Linked DNA regions of Mus musculus: region 1 is linked to region 2. The links are chromatin loops, found by intact Hi-C in ENCODE. Cell type or tissue: heart. All regions are shown on one strand.

The links. Hi-C counts contacts between places; a loop is a spot of excess contacts. Peaks named below come from ENCODE experiments on the same cell type or tissue, not always from the same donor. Only the 100,000 strongest peaks of a DNase experiment are listed, where the experiment ranks them.
Region 1: it touches region 2 in a loop (10-fold over the local background); 9 of 42 quality-filtered maps call a loop at or near these places.

What each region holds. Positions count from the first base shown.
Region 1 is chr9:124,425,009-124,433,008 of GRCm38, forward strand. Gm20783 reads right to left here. Exons shown (of 5, transcript XM_030244774.1): 2 at 7,616-8,000; 3 at 6,054-6,278; 4 at 5,138-5,261; 5 at 1-3,972. The coding sequence ends at 3,068. Among named protein-coding and RNA genes, the nearest start is that of Gm20783, 5.1 kb to the right of the region's middle. In heart, no CTCF peak of the experiment used is centred here; DNase peaks (open chromatin) are centred at 253 and 783; H3K4me3 peaks cover 1,482 bases; H3K27ac peaks cover 1,225 bases.
Region 2 is chr9:124,277,286-124,285,285 of GRCm38, forward strand. It overlaps Gm39469, which reads right to left and starts at 6,132. Exons shown (of 5, transcript XM_011249869.2): 1 at 4,790-6,132. The coding sequence starts at 4,792. In heart, no CTCF peak of the experiment used is centred here; a DNase peak (open chromatin) is centred at 4,976; H3K4me3 peaks cover 2,032 bases; H3K27ac peaks cover 1,844 bases.

The DNA.
Region 1 (8,000 bases), 150 kb after region 2:
GCTCCGCCCCTTTTGGTCAGGAATTGATGTCTTGAAACATTGGCATAGCATTTGCATTTCATTTGAATATTCATTACCACATTTGCATGCAGACAAGCCAAAGATTTGTGAGTTTATGAATTATTAAAAAACAGGAAGTGACCTCAGCCTGAGGTCCAGACAGGAAGTAGCCCCACCACGAGTTCTAGACAGGAAGTGATCCCGGGGTCACATGGTAGAGGCTGTAGCCCACCATGAACTTGGCCCCGCCCACCTACACCATGCCTCCGCCTCCCGGTTAATTTGCATATTCTAGAGTGGAGAAAGCACAGAGCATGGGGGGGGTGGTGGCGAGGGGGGTGGGAGAAGAGCATATGCAAAACTTCAATGAATATGCAAATGATACGCGATCCGTTCGCCGTTCGGAGGGCGGGGCCCTCATTTGCATATTTATGAGAGGAACCGAATGCTGTGGTGTAATTATTGCTTCGGCCGGTCCGGTCCGAGCCGAGCCGGTCCGAGCCGAGGCCGCCCAGGCCGCTCGGAGCTGAAAACCGGAACCCGGTGGTGGTGGGGGAGGGGCGAGAGGAAGGGGGAGGGATATAGGCGACGGGGGCGGGGCGATAGGGCAGGGCCAACGCAATAAATGGACGAGGTGACGTCACCAACACGGGCGTGTCCCGGCTTCCGTTTCCGGTCAATCACCCGGATTGGGGCGCCGTATAGGGGCGCGACCACATTGACATCACCGCTTTCTTCCTGCCAGGGTGGGCGTGGCCACCGTCCTCCGCTGTTTGTCAGTCATTAGCACTTGCGGTTATTCCCCTGCCTCACCTCTGTCAGTCCGGGACGCGGGGCGGGTGGCGTAATGTCCCTGTGACGTCACACACGACTCCGCTGCTGCTCAGGTCCTGTTCCGGGTCGAGCGGGCCGGGGCGGCGTCAGGGGTTCCGCGAGGAAGGGGCCCGTGCGCACTGGATGTCATCCCCTGGCCTCAGGGTTTACTCGCGGGCTCGAGGTCTCGGGGCCGGTGGAGGGGAGGCGGCGGGGGTGGAGGATTTTACTCACAAGCAACCCCCGGACGCGCACCTCATATGATTATCAGTCCTTTTTGTGTCTTAATGATACTGTTTTGTTGAAGTCATCCAATACCTCTGACACTTTTCCACAAAGATTTCTGAACCCCGAGTGCTGCTTTTGTTTTATATAAACTGGTAGAAAGAAGATTGTCCTGAAGACAAACCTTACTTATGTCATCAGTATGGAAAATTTGTGCTGGTCCCCAGCTAGAAGCTTTACCTCTAATGTCTAGAATTCAAGTTGCTAGAAGGTACCCTACATGGGTACCAGAAGAAAGGCTAAAGGGAATACAGATTAATGTATCTTCTTACAAAATTGTCCCTCATCCAAGCCAAAAAGAAATGTGAAGAGGTGGTAGGAAAGATCTTGAGAGTCAAAAGATGAGGAAGTTGGCTGGAAACACAAATATTCTAGAAAGGGAATGGGTAGACCAAAATGTCTTATGAATATGACTCCAAAAATACAATCAGAGGAAGGATCACTATACTATGCATGCTAGTATGGAAGGAAGAAAGGTCACAAAGCTTCTAGCCCTCACAGTCATTTACAGGAAACTTTAAATATGGGAATGGGACAGGTTGGCATTGCAAGAGAAAGGAACAAAGATTAGCCATGTAGTACCAAGTAATCAGACACCAGAACATAAAAGTATGCAATTTTACATGGTCTCTACAGTTTATATTTCAAAATGTATATACAAATACATATATGCATTCAGTAACAATGATATATGGGGCCATGTGATGGCTGAGAAGGACAGTGCCATGCATTATATGTGCATTATAGGAGTATAGGGTTACAAATGGTGTGTTGGAATCAAGAAATATAAAGAAAAAAGCAATTAAAATAAACTCTCAAAAATAAGCTACCATATAACAGTTAAAGCAACAAACAATACTCTGAGGGAAAAAAATCACTGACTTTCATGAACTGATATTCAGAAATAGTAAAGTGTATGTGTTTGTATCTGTGTCGTTATGTGTGTGATATTAAACTGAATTATCTTTAGTTACTAATATTTTAACAAAATTTATAATGAGATCCTTCATCTAGAGTGGTATATGATCACAAACTTCACTGACCTAATTGTGATAAAGGTATTTGTATTGCATTATTTCCACTACCGATTTTTCTCACAGAATAAAACACATATTTCATAATGAAATGGTGTGTTTTCATATAAGGTTCAAGAGCCTTATACAGTAGTCACAAACTGAACCCCATGATCCTTTTCATATACTGTACTCTTATTATATTATCTGATATTTTGAATAAGTTCATAGAACATTGTAAAATTTTCCAATACTCCAGGCCTCTGTGATGGCCACCACCAATATACAATGTTGTAACTCTGCTCCACAATCTAATAACATTCCATCTTGTTTCTCTTTTCAAATCAATAACTTTGCTGAATCAGTAATCTATGATATTCCAAATCCCAACCAATGTAATTTACCAATTTGCTGATGTCTTAGTTTCTGTTGCTGTAAGAAAATACCACAGTCAAAAGGGATATATGAAAAAGTGCTATTTCCCTATGCACCTTGTTCACAGTTAAGTGAAAGAAGCCAAGACAAGAACATGGATGCAGGAACTCAATGAAAGTCCATGGAATAATGCTGATTACTGGCTTCATGTCCATCCTATCTAGTCTTCTTTCTTATAACTCCTAGAACAACTGGCTTAGAGGTGACACTGTCTACAGTCAGTAGGGTCATCTTATATTAATCATTAATTAGGTACATGGCTTACACACAAACTACAGGTCAAAATGATGGTAGCCATTACTCAATTGAGATTTCTGGTTCTCAACATCTTCAGGTTTGTGTATTTATGAATGAAGCCATTTCCACCAAACTTTAGGAATTGGCATAACAATGGACAGTGATGTCCTGTTTGTAACTTCAAATTTGTATATTACTTAAAATTTTTTATGATTAAGTACTACTTTTGTTAAGACAAAAGAAATATGTTGAATATCTCCAAAAAATTTCATACTATGAAAGTTTCAATAAAGCAATTTATCTTTGTACTTCTGTATAAAATTTGAGTCTGGTCTAACTAAAATAACACAACATTTTGGGACAAAGATGCACCCTAGCAAGCCTGCACTAGAAGCCAAGATGGAGAAAACCTCCACAACCACCATGACTGTTCCCCTGGTGCTGTGGTAGACAGGGAGGAAGGTGATCCAGACACTGCAGAACACCAGCATGCTGAAAGTTAGGAACTTGGCTTCATTGAATCTGTCAGGAAGGTTCCTAGCCAGGAAAGCCATAGTGAAGCTCCCCAGAGCTAAGGAGCCCAAATACCCCAGGACAACGTGGAAGGCAATGACAGAGCCTTTGTTGCAAAGAATGACAATCTTCCCATGTTCAGACTTTATATCTCTTTCAATAAAGGGAGGAGATGTTACCAACCAGATTCCACAGAGAATAAGTTGGATTAAGGTACAAATGGGAATGACCAACTTAGGTGCCCCTGTCATCATGACCCCCCTCATCCTTCTTCCTGGAGTAGTGAGCTTGAAAGCCATGACCACGGTTATTGTTTTGGCCAACACTGTAGAAATAGCCACGGTGAAAAATACTCCAAATGTGGTCTGCTGCAGGATGCAGCTGACCTGGTTGGGATGTCCAATGAAGAGCAATGAGCAGAGAAAGCAGAAGACTAGAGCAATGAGCAGGATGTAGCTGAGAATGCGGTTATTGGCCTTCACAATGGGAGTATCCTTGTACTTCACAAAAGTGACTAGTACTAGAATTGTGATGGCTGAGAAGGACAGGGCCATGCAGCCTAGAGCCATCCCCAATGGATCTTCATAAGCCAGGAATGACACAGCTCTTGGGAGGCAGTGGGTTTTCTCTATGTTGGCATACTTATCATCTGGACAGCTCACACATTTCTCCATATCTGCTGGCAAACAACAAGAAGTCCTCATAAGATAGCATCATTATGTACTTAACAATTGAGTATTTGTTTTATTCTGAAGATTCCTCAATAAATATTTTGGTGATGAGCATCTATTCCATTCCTTATTGCTGTAGGTAGCATTGACTTAAGGGTTCTCTGTGTTAACCTATGCATTGTGATGGAACAAAACACCATGAAGAATGCAGGAGGAAAAATATACTTATTAAACAAAAAGAAAGAAAAATGTTTTATTTTTCAGTGCATTATGAATAGTAATATGAATCAACTCAGATTATTTAATACCTCAAACCTTAAGTTGACTGCTCACATACTTGTGCAATATGCAGACTTAGTTCTCAAATCTAGTTGATAAAATACATCATGCATTTTGTTGGCTTTGAGGGTTGTGCCCTTTGTCAGTATCTTCGCATAGGCACAAGAACATCCAATTTCTCATGCAAATGCTGTTTGCATAAAGAATATGAAGCTATATGCCTCATAGGCCTATGCAGGTCACCCTCACTGTGATAAGATCTCTTTCTTCACAACTACACAATCCAACCTAGATGGTATGAAGATTATGCATAATCACAAGCATCCTCATTCCTTAGCTAAGATGTGATTGTTGATAAATGTCCCATCTCTGGGTGCACTCTAGAAATCTTCACTAATGTTCTAATTCTTTGACAGCAATGCTTCTTCCTTTATGCCATGTGAGTTCTTAAAAATGTTTCATTAAAGAACATCTATTTCCCTGAGCTTCTGGTCTTTGTCAGGACCAAGTTGGATGGTGAGAAGGAAAAATTGTAGACTGATCATGTTGGGAAGTTACTTTGTAAAAAAAAAATCAACAAAGATGAAACAAATACATAGATTAAACCTATTTTTTTTTTGTTTTAAAAGTGTTTACAGATGTTTGTCTCCCTAAATGTTTCCTGCAAAATATAAAATAAGTAACTACATGTTGTCAGAGAACATAGTTGTTTGTAGAAGATATTGCAAGTTATATGCAGGGTGAAAAAATGTTGATACTATTCAAATAATTAAATTCTAAAACACAGAACTTTTAGGTCGTTAGTTTCCATCTAGGTCATCTCACATTCCTAGTTTTGAGAGGGAAGATACTCAAATTCAGCAAATTTCTTTTCTGCATGCAAACATATACCTGTCTCGTTGGAAACCTCATTTTCTGGGCACTGGGCACAATCAAAACAGCAGTCTGCAGTTTCTTTCTGATGAATTTTTCTGAATCCAGCAGTGCATGTTACACTACACATGGAGGAGGGAACCTGGGAATATATGTATATGTATATGTATATGTATATGTATATGTGTGTGTGTGTGTAACATGTGTAATTACATATATGTGCATATATGACACAACAGATGTGGATATATATTTCTGTGCTAACAGGCATCACTTATCAATTTCAGGTACTTTATCATTTTGTATATGCCTGCAATGCCCTGAAAGTCACTCAATATTGACTACTTCATGGTTATTATGTGTGTAACATCTGGGTTGTAGTGATTTGAGAAATTTCTTTCTCAAACTGACTAAATCCAAAAGGGATATTTATGTGGCTTCACTTTTTCTCACATTGTTTATAAATAAAAAAATAAGGATACTGAATTGAGTGGTGAGAGAAGTCATGGTAGATCGAAGAGTTGTTTGGTGATTATGAAAAACACATGCTATGTAAACCTCATAGAATTAATAAAGTTTTTCCAAGGTTAAAATAGAAGCTTTTTGACAAATATTCAGTTAATTAGTATAAGCTGTACTTCTTTAGGAAATAAACATGTTCACACAGTATGACATAAATTCACTGTTTGTATGTATATATTTTGTAAATGTGTTTCTGTATTGTGGGTTAAATAGGCGTGTGGGTGCCATTGAACATGGAATCCAGAGACCAAGATTTATAGAAAGCTGTGAGTTATCAAATGTTGATCCTGGTAATTGAGGATGGGTCCCTTTTAAAACAGCAACTGGTCTTAAAGACAGAGATATCACTTCAGCCCCTCATATTTTAAATTTTAGGTTATACTGAAAAGGATGTAAATTGTGGTATACCCACTGATATTCCTCCTGTGGCCCACTCGAAGTCTTCAGACATATGAATGTGTTGGCTATGTGGGAAACAAGGAAAATAACTTCCTAGTTTCACTTTTAATCCAAGGCCTTGTGGAAAATTCCAAATTTTGTAAATATCATACTCAGCACACTGATTTTCCCTATGCTTCATGTTCACCAGTTCTCCAAGGGGATTAGTAAAGACCATGGTCTTCAGCAAGGAAGCCACCTAAGTGAGATTCATCATTAGATGATTACATATGCATATCAATTAAGACAATGTCAAATAAGAATGTCACCTAATTTTTCTAATGGCTTCTAGAATACACAGCTGTACTAAAGTTATCCTAGGTAGTAAAATGCAATGGGTAATTAATACTTAATATAATTTCTATTAATGTTCTATGAAAAAAAGTGCTACAATAAATGCTTACCAAATAGAATGTTGTTGTATGTATTGGTGTTCTTTTGTGTATCTGTGTGTGTCCACATATTTGTCAAAATAACTTTTGAAAATGTAGCCATGAGAGGCCCATTGGACTTGCAAACTTTATATGCCCCAGTACAGGGGAACACCAGGGCCAAAAAGGGGGAGTGGGTGGGCAGGGGAGTGGGGGTGGGTGGATATGGGGGACTTTTGGTATAGCATTCGAAATGTAAATGAGCTAAATACCTAATAAAAAATGGAAAAAAAAAAAGAAAATGTAGCCATGTATGTGAAAATGAGTGGGAAGTCTGAATACTTGTAAGTTGTGGAAACTAAGAGTGGTAGTGTGTCATTCATGTACACACAGTATACATACATGAAACAAGCATAAACTTAATGAAATATGCAATCTTCATCATTTATGTTTTTATAAACGTTACTTGAAATTAGTAACTATTAGTCTCAGCACATATACCATGTTTTGAGAAAATTGCTCTTGAGAAATTATTCTAATCTAGACCTCATTTAAGCCTCTTATGAGAGCACTCTTGGCTCCTATTACAAATATTCAACTCATTTGGTAAAATCTTTAGACACATTTTCATGAAACTCACTGATAATGATACAAAAATATTGTCTCTTAGTAAATGTTATCCTTGTGCATGATTATATATATATATATATATATATATATATATATCAATATATCAACAGGATTAGTAAAGACTGTGGCCTTCAGCAAGGAAGCCACCTAAGTGAGATGCATCATTAGATGATTACATATGCATATTAATTAAGGCAATGTAAAGTAAGAATATACCATATTTCTAATGGCTTCTAGAATGCAAAGCTGTACTAAAGTTATCCTATGTAAGAAAATGCAATATAACTTATGGGTAATTAATACTCTCTCTCTCTCTCTCTCTCTCTCTCTCTCTCTCTATATATATATATATATATATATATATATATAAAGTATTCCATATATATATGGAAAGGATTCTTTAGGGATTTTTGTAGTGTAGAAATCTTCCTACTAAGAGAAGAATAATCTCTAACAAATGTATGTTAGTTTCTCAGGGGCCATTTAAAAGAACACATTGATAAATCTAAGCATAATGAAATGTAAGAAATTGTACCTTCTGACAGTCAAAGAATAATCCTCTGGGTTCTGCCATTTCTGGAGACTCTACGTGTTGAAGAATGAGCTCATGGTAGGTGTGGGCCACAGCATACACAGCATTATACAAATTGTAACCTTCTTCACTCAGCACCATGTCAAATTTGTGCTTTGCTAACCATTCCAAAGTGTTGTTGAATGTAAAATGATCCATTTTGCTAATGCTATTCTTAGAGATTGAACAATTAAAATAGTTCCACTTTAGTATAGTATGAGAAATATCTACTGGGTATTTGTTAGTGTTAATTGTTTGCATAAAATTTCTAAATTTAGCAATCCTGTCATTGTGGTGTACAAAAATGACAGTCCCATGGAAGAAATCAAGGCTGAAATCTTTTTTATTT
Region 2 (8,000 bases):
GTCCCCTTTCTATAGATTTGTACATTATTCCCATCATTTTCAGCTTCAGACACTTAGTATAGTTTGCTAAATGAATACTTATGTAGAATATCTTTACCCATTTATATAACTCTAAACAACACCATTAAAGAGATGTTTAAAAAAAAAAAAGAAAAAAGGATGTTGGGCATGTTAAATTTGCAATGTAGATTCAAAACAATCTAAAGAAAACTCCTAAAAATATATAACATGAAATCAGATTCCAGAGCTATTTACCATGTGAAAAATCCCTCAGATTTGTCAATAGGATTATGAAGAATAGTTCACATTTTGGCACAATGTGAATTCCATCCATACTTATCACAGAACTACAACAACCAAAAAGTTTACAATATTTGTGAAACAGTAAGGGGATGCAGAAAAAAAGCCAAGAACATAAGCCCCAAATTATAGGCAAGTTTTACTCGAAAGATCCAAGGAAACTCAGGCAGGAAAAATGTAAACTTGACCAATATTATCTATGATTGAATGTGTAAACAAATTAAATAAACACAGACTTTACAACTCCCACAAAATAACTCAAAGTGACCCCTAAAACTGTTAAAATTTCTGACCCTCCAGCCACTATTGACCCCATGTGAGGCCCTATGCTCTACAGGTCTCTCTGCATGGAGGTGATCAGAAAGGTGGGCTTTGGCTCAGCAGCGCCCCATGTCTCCTTGTGATCTCACTCAAACCCTGCCCCACTGAGCTCAAACACAATTCAATGTTGAAGAATTAATTTAATGTATGCTTCCTGCCACATGGATTATGGCACATGATGTCGAATCTGCACTACCTACCTGCACACTTGATACACCTCTGCATCTTAGGAACTCCTTTAGAACCCTGGAACTGAATTTCCATGAATCACGCCATTGTGACTGGTGATAGTGAAGGATGATCATCACTTCCTCTCTTCCAGTTTCTAAACTATTTGTAAACTCTATCATAGAAAACTGAATTTGCAATGCAATGTTCAGAACTTTTAGAAAACAGACCTTCAGTTTTGAAACCTATCTTTGCACTGCACACCAAAAGCAAGGCTTGTGTTTGCACACTGAGCAGTGATATTATAAGCAACACTATGGCAAGAACTGTAGGGCCTCCTCTCCTTTGCTCCCCCAGGGATTCCATACTCAGGCAGGCTCAGAGGCTAAGACCCTCTGTCTGGGTCACCACATATACTAATAGAACCACACTCTGGTTCACAGTCCATTCAAGTCCAATCAGATTGGGCACTGATAGATTAGTTGACCTGCTCTTCCCAGTGGCTGCCGCAATCATCATGGCATGGCTTGTGGCCTCTCTCACAGCTCTCTGATGAACTGTATCAGAGAAGAATATGGAGCTAACTCCCACTGGTGCTCCTCCTGATTGCTAGCTTGCCCAGAGCCCCTCATTAGCTTTGACCACCCAGCTGGGCCTCAGGACAGTAGCAGCTGCCTTATTGGTAGATTAGAGATTAAATGATTCGGACAGCACAGGCCTTCCTGGTTCTGCTCTTTCAGCCTAGGGGCAGACAGGGCCCAAATATGGTAAATTTGGGTTTTAGTAGAGTCTTTCACTCTCCCAGGGTACCTGTTCATCCTCCAAGGTCCTTTGGATGTGCATTCCATCACACATTCAATGTTCAGTGCAGTCATCCCTTTGCTTCACAGCTCAGAAGTCCTACAGCCAAATTCCAGTCACACTCAAACAGAAACAACAACTGAAGCAAAAGGTGGCTATGAAGTTGAAATCAAGGAACAGTAAATGGGAGGTGAATGAAAAAAAAGAAACAAAAAAAGGAAAGGACATGGCTGCTCCTAGGTATGGTGGAGTAGAATGTTTATTATCGATAAAAGGGAGAGCATAGCCAGGGCAGGGGCATCTGGGAGAGTCCAGAATAGACCTGACCGTGAGCCTTCTGAAGAAAGGGTGAAAGGGAGAAGGGGGAGCCAGACTAAGAGGCCAGGAAGGTACACAACAGACGAAAAAGACCAGGTACCCAAAATGGTTGAATTACATAAGGAAGGGCAACTAGGAGAAGGGGCACCCCAATCCCTAAGCTAGAGGGTGGGTATGTCAGCCATACCCTGTGACAGGTAGGGAGGGAGGGATGCTGGGAGAACTTGACAGCCAGGTCCACAGCATTAATAAGATACTGTTTGACTGTGACTTCCTTGTTCTATATTACCTGCTGAGACCTGTAACCTGACACACATAGCCACAGCCAAAGGCCTGGTGTCTCAACCCTCTGCACTCACTTAACTATGTCAACAAAGACCGTACGTATCTCCATAGGACAGTCCCCTAATTGGAATTCAATATTCATTGGCTCAACACAATACTCTCCAAATTGTACACCCACCAATCTGGTATGTTTTCATTTATATCCATGAATTAATACATGCTTCGAAATTACAAAAGCACCACCCTGTCTGAATCGGGTCTTTCTTCACAAAGGAAGGGGACCCCTGCAGATGACTCCCTTAAACTTCAGTCAGTGATTCAGCTATTGCTCACCCTGTTTTATCCTGTAGTGCACACAGTAAACTGTCCCTCCTGTTCTGATCTGAACGCAGAAGCCATGCTCCAAATGCAAACGTTTTTTCCTGTTGCTGCAGTGGACAGTTAATTACATGACTCAAATGAATCAGTTTAAAACTCTGTTGTGATATATTCCTCTTATTTAAGGATTTAGAAAGTTTAATCAAGAGGAAAACAAGGGCATTCTTTGCCTTGGAGAGCAAGAGATTGGGATCAAGCTGACAACACAGCTTATCTCAGAAACATTTTCCTGAAACTGTGAAGGTGCAGCTGTTCTATAATAAATATGTCTTCCCAGGGAGAAATCGCTCTACACAAAAGGAAGGGCAACTAGGAGAAGGGCACCCCAATCCCTAAGCCAGGGGGTGGGTATGTCAGCCATACATTAAAAGATTAATTGAAAAACAAAACAAAACAAAACAACCTCTTTAATAATAGCTTGTATTCAATTCTGGTTTGTAGCGATATTTTAAATAATTCTGGAATTTTGGCTTCTTTAAAAAACACAGAAATATAATGATAAGAATGTGCCAATGTTGTCATTTTAATCCCAGGTGTGGGATGTGAGGCAGCTTCTGACTGTCTGCAGCCACTAACCATGATTTGCCTCATGCTCTAGCAGAAACATGATTTTCGCAGCTACAGATTTCTGTGTTGCTGTGACATCTGGAATTCTGGGAACTTTCTGGAGGGTACATAAATTTGAGGATTGACAGGCAGGGTGGAGGGTTGTTGGGGGTTTTAGGAAGGTCAGTTGTAGCTTGTTAGTAGCTGTGGTCAAAGAAGAAATAAAAGGAAATGTTGGGAGTCATCTGCTATTTCTAAAAGCAGAGCAAAAGTTTGCCCCTGCTTCTCTGAAGCAGAGAAGTGGGGGTGGGGCGTGGGGGAGAGGCAGAAAGGCAGAGAGACAGAAAGATGAGACCTGCCTGCCAGGCTGATGGGTCAGGGTTTGTTGGCAGATTTCCCAGCCTGCTGAGGCATGGAACTTTAAGAAGATGTAAAACTGAGGCTCCAGGTCTTGCACAAACTATTTCTTATGCTAAGTAAGCCTCTTAAGAAGAATAACATCTTGTATACTACTTATGTGGGAAAAATGGAAGGAAACATATGAAGAAACTATGAAGTCAGCACAAACATCATAAAATAGGACACACTCAGGAGTCTAATCAAACAGTGCTGCACAAGGGGAACTCAGTATATCTCACAAACATTATTGACCAAGCCTGTAGTGGCCTTGGGACTGATAACCAAAACCCCATATTGTGGGAAGAGTTGTGTTCTCAGAATCTGAAGCAACCTCTTCCAAAGGCCTGGTCCCAGACCATTACCAGCTCTCCCAAGCACATTCCAGATTTTAGAGAAGGAGCTCTGTTTTATCTCTATACCTCAAGGCCTCAGGGAAAGCTACCAGGGCCTAAGGCCCAGACTAGCACTGAACACAACCTTGGTTTTTTTGTTTTTTTGTTTTTTTTCCTTTTCAAATGGTTGTCACCAGGTGTCATCTTGCCCATGTGGCAGAATTATGCTTTTCTCAAGAAGAAAACCAAAACATGCCACATCCACGCCTTACTGTTGATTGTGATCCTGTAATGCTCCATTGGTTAGCTTGTTAGAGGCCTGCTCTTTTATATGGGGATTGGCCTAGTGGCTGGTTGTAAATCAGGGTTGTTTCCTTTATTATGGTTTAGAGCCATATTTCTGGACAATCCTGGTGAACAAGCACATGTATCCTAATCTCTAACTGCCCTGGTTAGCATATTACTTATCTGTGGGGTGTTTTACAGGCAGTCCTCCCTAGGCTAAATTCCACTTAGTGTGACTCACGATCTCCTAAGCATTAGTAAATCCTTTACATCATCAATCCTGCACTTTTACATCACAGCTTGATTCTGGATTGCTACCCAACATATGAAATGCCTTTTACAGCCTCCACAAAATTAACTCCAAAGGGATCAAACACCTTAAGGTTAAATGCTAAAAACAGAAATTGTAGAAACTAGAACTCTCTGGATTTGGCATCAGGCCAAGGATGTTTCTACACACAAGCCTCTTTTCCAAATGCTCTGCGCAAATGCAGCCCCCACAGTGAAGTTATTCAGTGGCTAGCGCTAGGTCCAGCGAGCCGCTAGGACCGCAAGGTCCTCACAGGTGGCCGCTGGTTCCCACCCCGCCCTTCACAGCAGCTCCCGCTGCTCAGCTCCCCGCTATTCCCAGTTGTTGTCAGTGACCCTGTGCTCACCATGTCTCAACTTCGGAGCTTGCCTGAGCGCACTTCACAGCATCAAGTGGCAAGACAGAGAGCACATCACAGAAAAACGTTAAAGCCAGCTTGCTACTTAGCGGAACCTGCCACAAGGCATCCGGAAGAACCCTCCTCTTCTTCTGACTGGCAGGTCCGTCTCAAGGCTCTGATTGGCCAGTGGTCTTGAGTGACTTGAGCACCTTCCCTAGGGTTAGACTGAGTTTAAGGGACCCGGTGGAGGTGGAGAGACGTTCTCAGCCGCGGCTTCCAGTCCAGGGCAAGACCTTTTCAAGATCTGCAGGAATTTGCATTCCAGTAGCACTAGTTTGGGTCCTCCAGTACCCTACCCATCTGTCTCCCAACTTAGCCCCCGGGAGGACGCCACCTACCTCTCCAGCATTCCACCTACCACTGCTCAGCCGCCCGCTCCTCCTCTTTGTGGGCAGTGAACCCCAGGTCTTGACCAGCCAGAGCTCCCCTCACAGCACTTCTTACTCCCTCAATCAAGGTAAATAGCTTGCCTAGCCCATTATTCAACTTGCAGTGGAGTTGTCAATCAGTCCCACAAGTGGAAGGGTGCCCAGGATATTAACAAAGAGAGATTTTGGGGAACAAGATTTTTGTTTTGTGGCTGGGCCAAGCAGACCTGGGACAAGCAGCTGATGTGTATATTTAACACAGGAAAGCTGACCTAGCTTCCAGGTTCTCACAGCACTCCTGAGTCCCCACCTGTTATGGGGCATGGCTGGCATACTCCGCCTTGACCCTGAACTTTCCAGTCCAGGGGCTGGGCTTTCCCCGCCCAGAAGCTCTTCCTATATAATCCAGACATTTTGTGCTCTATGTCTCTTCGTTTCTCTGTCTCTGTGTCTCTCCCTCTCCCTTGCTCCCTCCTTCTTTTTCCTCTCCCTCCCTCTTCCTCCTCCCTCACTCCCCTCTACCCCCTCATTTTTGTCTCCCAGTTTGCTTGATCTTTCTCTTTCTCCTTACCACCCTCCTCATTCTACCCACCCATAGCAACTTCTCTGACCTCCTTGGAAACTAGTGAATCCTCTGGTTCCTTGGGATCTGTGAACCCACCAGAGAGCTGCCCCCAGTAAACCCGAAAATACTCTGATCTGGCTTGGGTAGAGTACTTCATACTGGATTTAGGTAAACTGCCCCTAGTATTCACCTGATAGGTATGAGAACCCTGGGAGAAAAAAAGTGAACAGAACAAAACCTGTGGAGCACTATTGTTAGCCAGCACATCTTCCTCAGTGGGAAGTGAACACACATCCACACACAGCGTTGTATTAGTAAAGGTTCTCTAGATGAACACAGACCTGATAGGCTGAACCCATGTGTATAGAAAGTGGATTTATTTGAATATTTCACATTAGAATAGGTTGTGGTGCAACTAGATCAACAATGGCCATTTAATAGTGGTTCAGTTCATGTTGTTGTATGTCTCAGCTGGTCTTCAATTTATACCAGAATTCTGAAGTAAGTTCTAATGCCAATAAAATATGAACTTGTTAGCCAGAGGTAGGGAAAGCAGACAAGGAGAAAGAGCTATTATCTTAAATGTCCCCTATATATGTAGGCTACTATGAGAAGATGTGGCCTAGATCTTATCACCTCAAGAGAGCCAGATTAAAGGTTTTTTCCATTCCAAAAGCCATAATTAAGAAAAATCTTCCACAGGTACCCAACTCTTTGAATTTTAGTTAATTTCAGATGTAGTCAAGACAGAAGAGTTGAGAAATATTTTTCCCCCTGTGGCAGGCAAGGAAAGCATGGGAGTCCTTTCCAAAGCAATAATTTTCTTCAACAAAGGAAGTATTTAGAATTTTACTTATGGAGTCTGTATATATTCACATATAGGATTTCCTACTCTTAAGCATGCCAAGTTAAATCCTTTTCTGAATATAGTCACAATGTAGAAGCAGAGATATTTAAGGGAATTCTTAGCTTAGAGTCATGCAGAAATATATGTAAATTATTAAAAAATGATGGACAGAAATGCCTCTGGAATGTTCACCTTATACTACAAGGTCTTAGCTGAAAACCAAGTAAATAACACTGTGAAAGTAGATGGCTCAGAAGTCAATGCTACCTGTTAATCATGATGTACAATCTAACAGATGCATCAATGGATTCTCACATATACAAATGACAGAGAACACAAATCATAAAACTTCAAGGAAAATTCATCTATCAGTACTGTGGGCACTGTGCTTAGAGAAACAGATTTGCTGAACTATTCTAACCTTAGAATAAAGCTCCTTTTGCCTCTAAGCAGGTTAGCTTAGAGGGAAACCACAGCTGTTTCCATTCAGGATCAGAGGAGCTAATTTTAACTAGCCCTGACTGCTATCTGACTCAGACTTGTGACATCATTGTATATAATTTTTTATTTTTTAAAATTTTATTTCTAATGCATATGTGTATTTGCCTGCATGTGGCTGCATGCAGTGCCAACAGAAGTCAGGAGATGCCTGGGACTGGAGTCATAGGAAATTGTTAGCTTCCATGTGGCTTCTGGGAAAGGAACTTGTGTCCTCTGTAGCAACACCCATTGCTCATAATACATAAGCTATTGCTCTTTCCTATTTTAACATGAAATTTCTTTTTATGCATTTTAATTAAAACATATTACACCATTTTCTCTTTTCCTTGTCCTCACTCCATCCCTTCCTACATTCTACCCAGCCAATTTCTTCCTTGTTAAGTATTTGTGAATAAGTATGCTCAAATATATGAAAAAAAACCTTGCTGAATCAATTTCTGTTGGTTGTGTCTAAATGGTTTCAGAACTAACCATGTTGTGTAGGATAATCAAATAGGGATCTCCTCTTTGCCTTATGCTAATTCTCCCACTTTCAGGAGAGTTCCACTCTTTAATGAGCAAGACAATGTTGAGGGCACAAAAGTGTTTTTATCCACAGATCACTAGGAAAACCAGGGATGTTAAGCACACAGGGTTCTCTTCTCAATGAAAAAATACCTGCATTCTTTCTAAAAGGCTGAGAGTGGAATTTGTTAATGACCATGGGATCTCTGCTATCTGTGGAGGCAGACCTCACCTACCTTTTACTATAGAGGCAGACATAACCCAAATTCTTAGAATAATGATTCTCATAGTCTTTCTTCCTTAGACTATTACCCACCTTTGAGGAAATGACACATGTACTTTATGGCCAGATGACCTCTATGCTATTGGTAA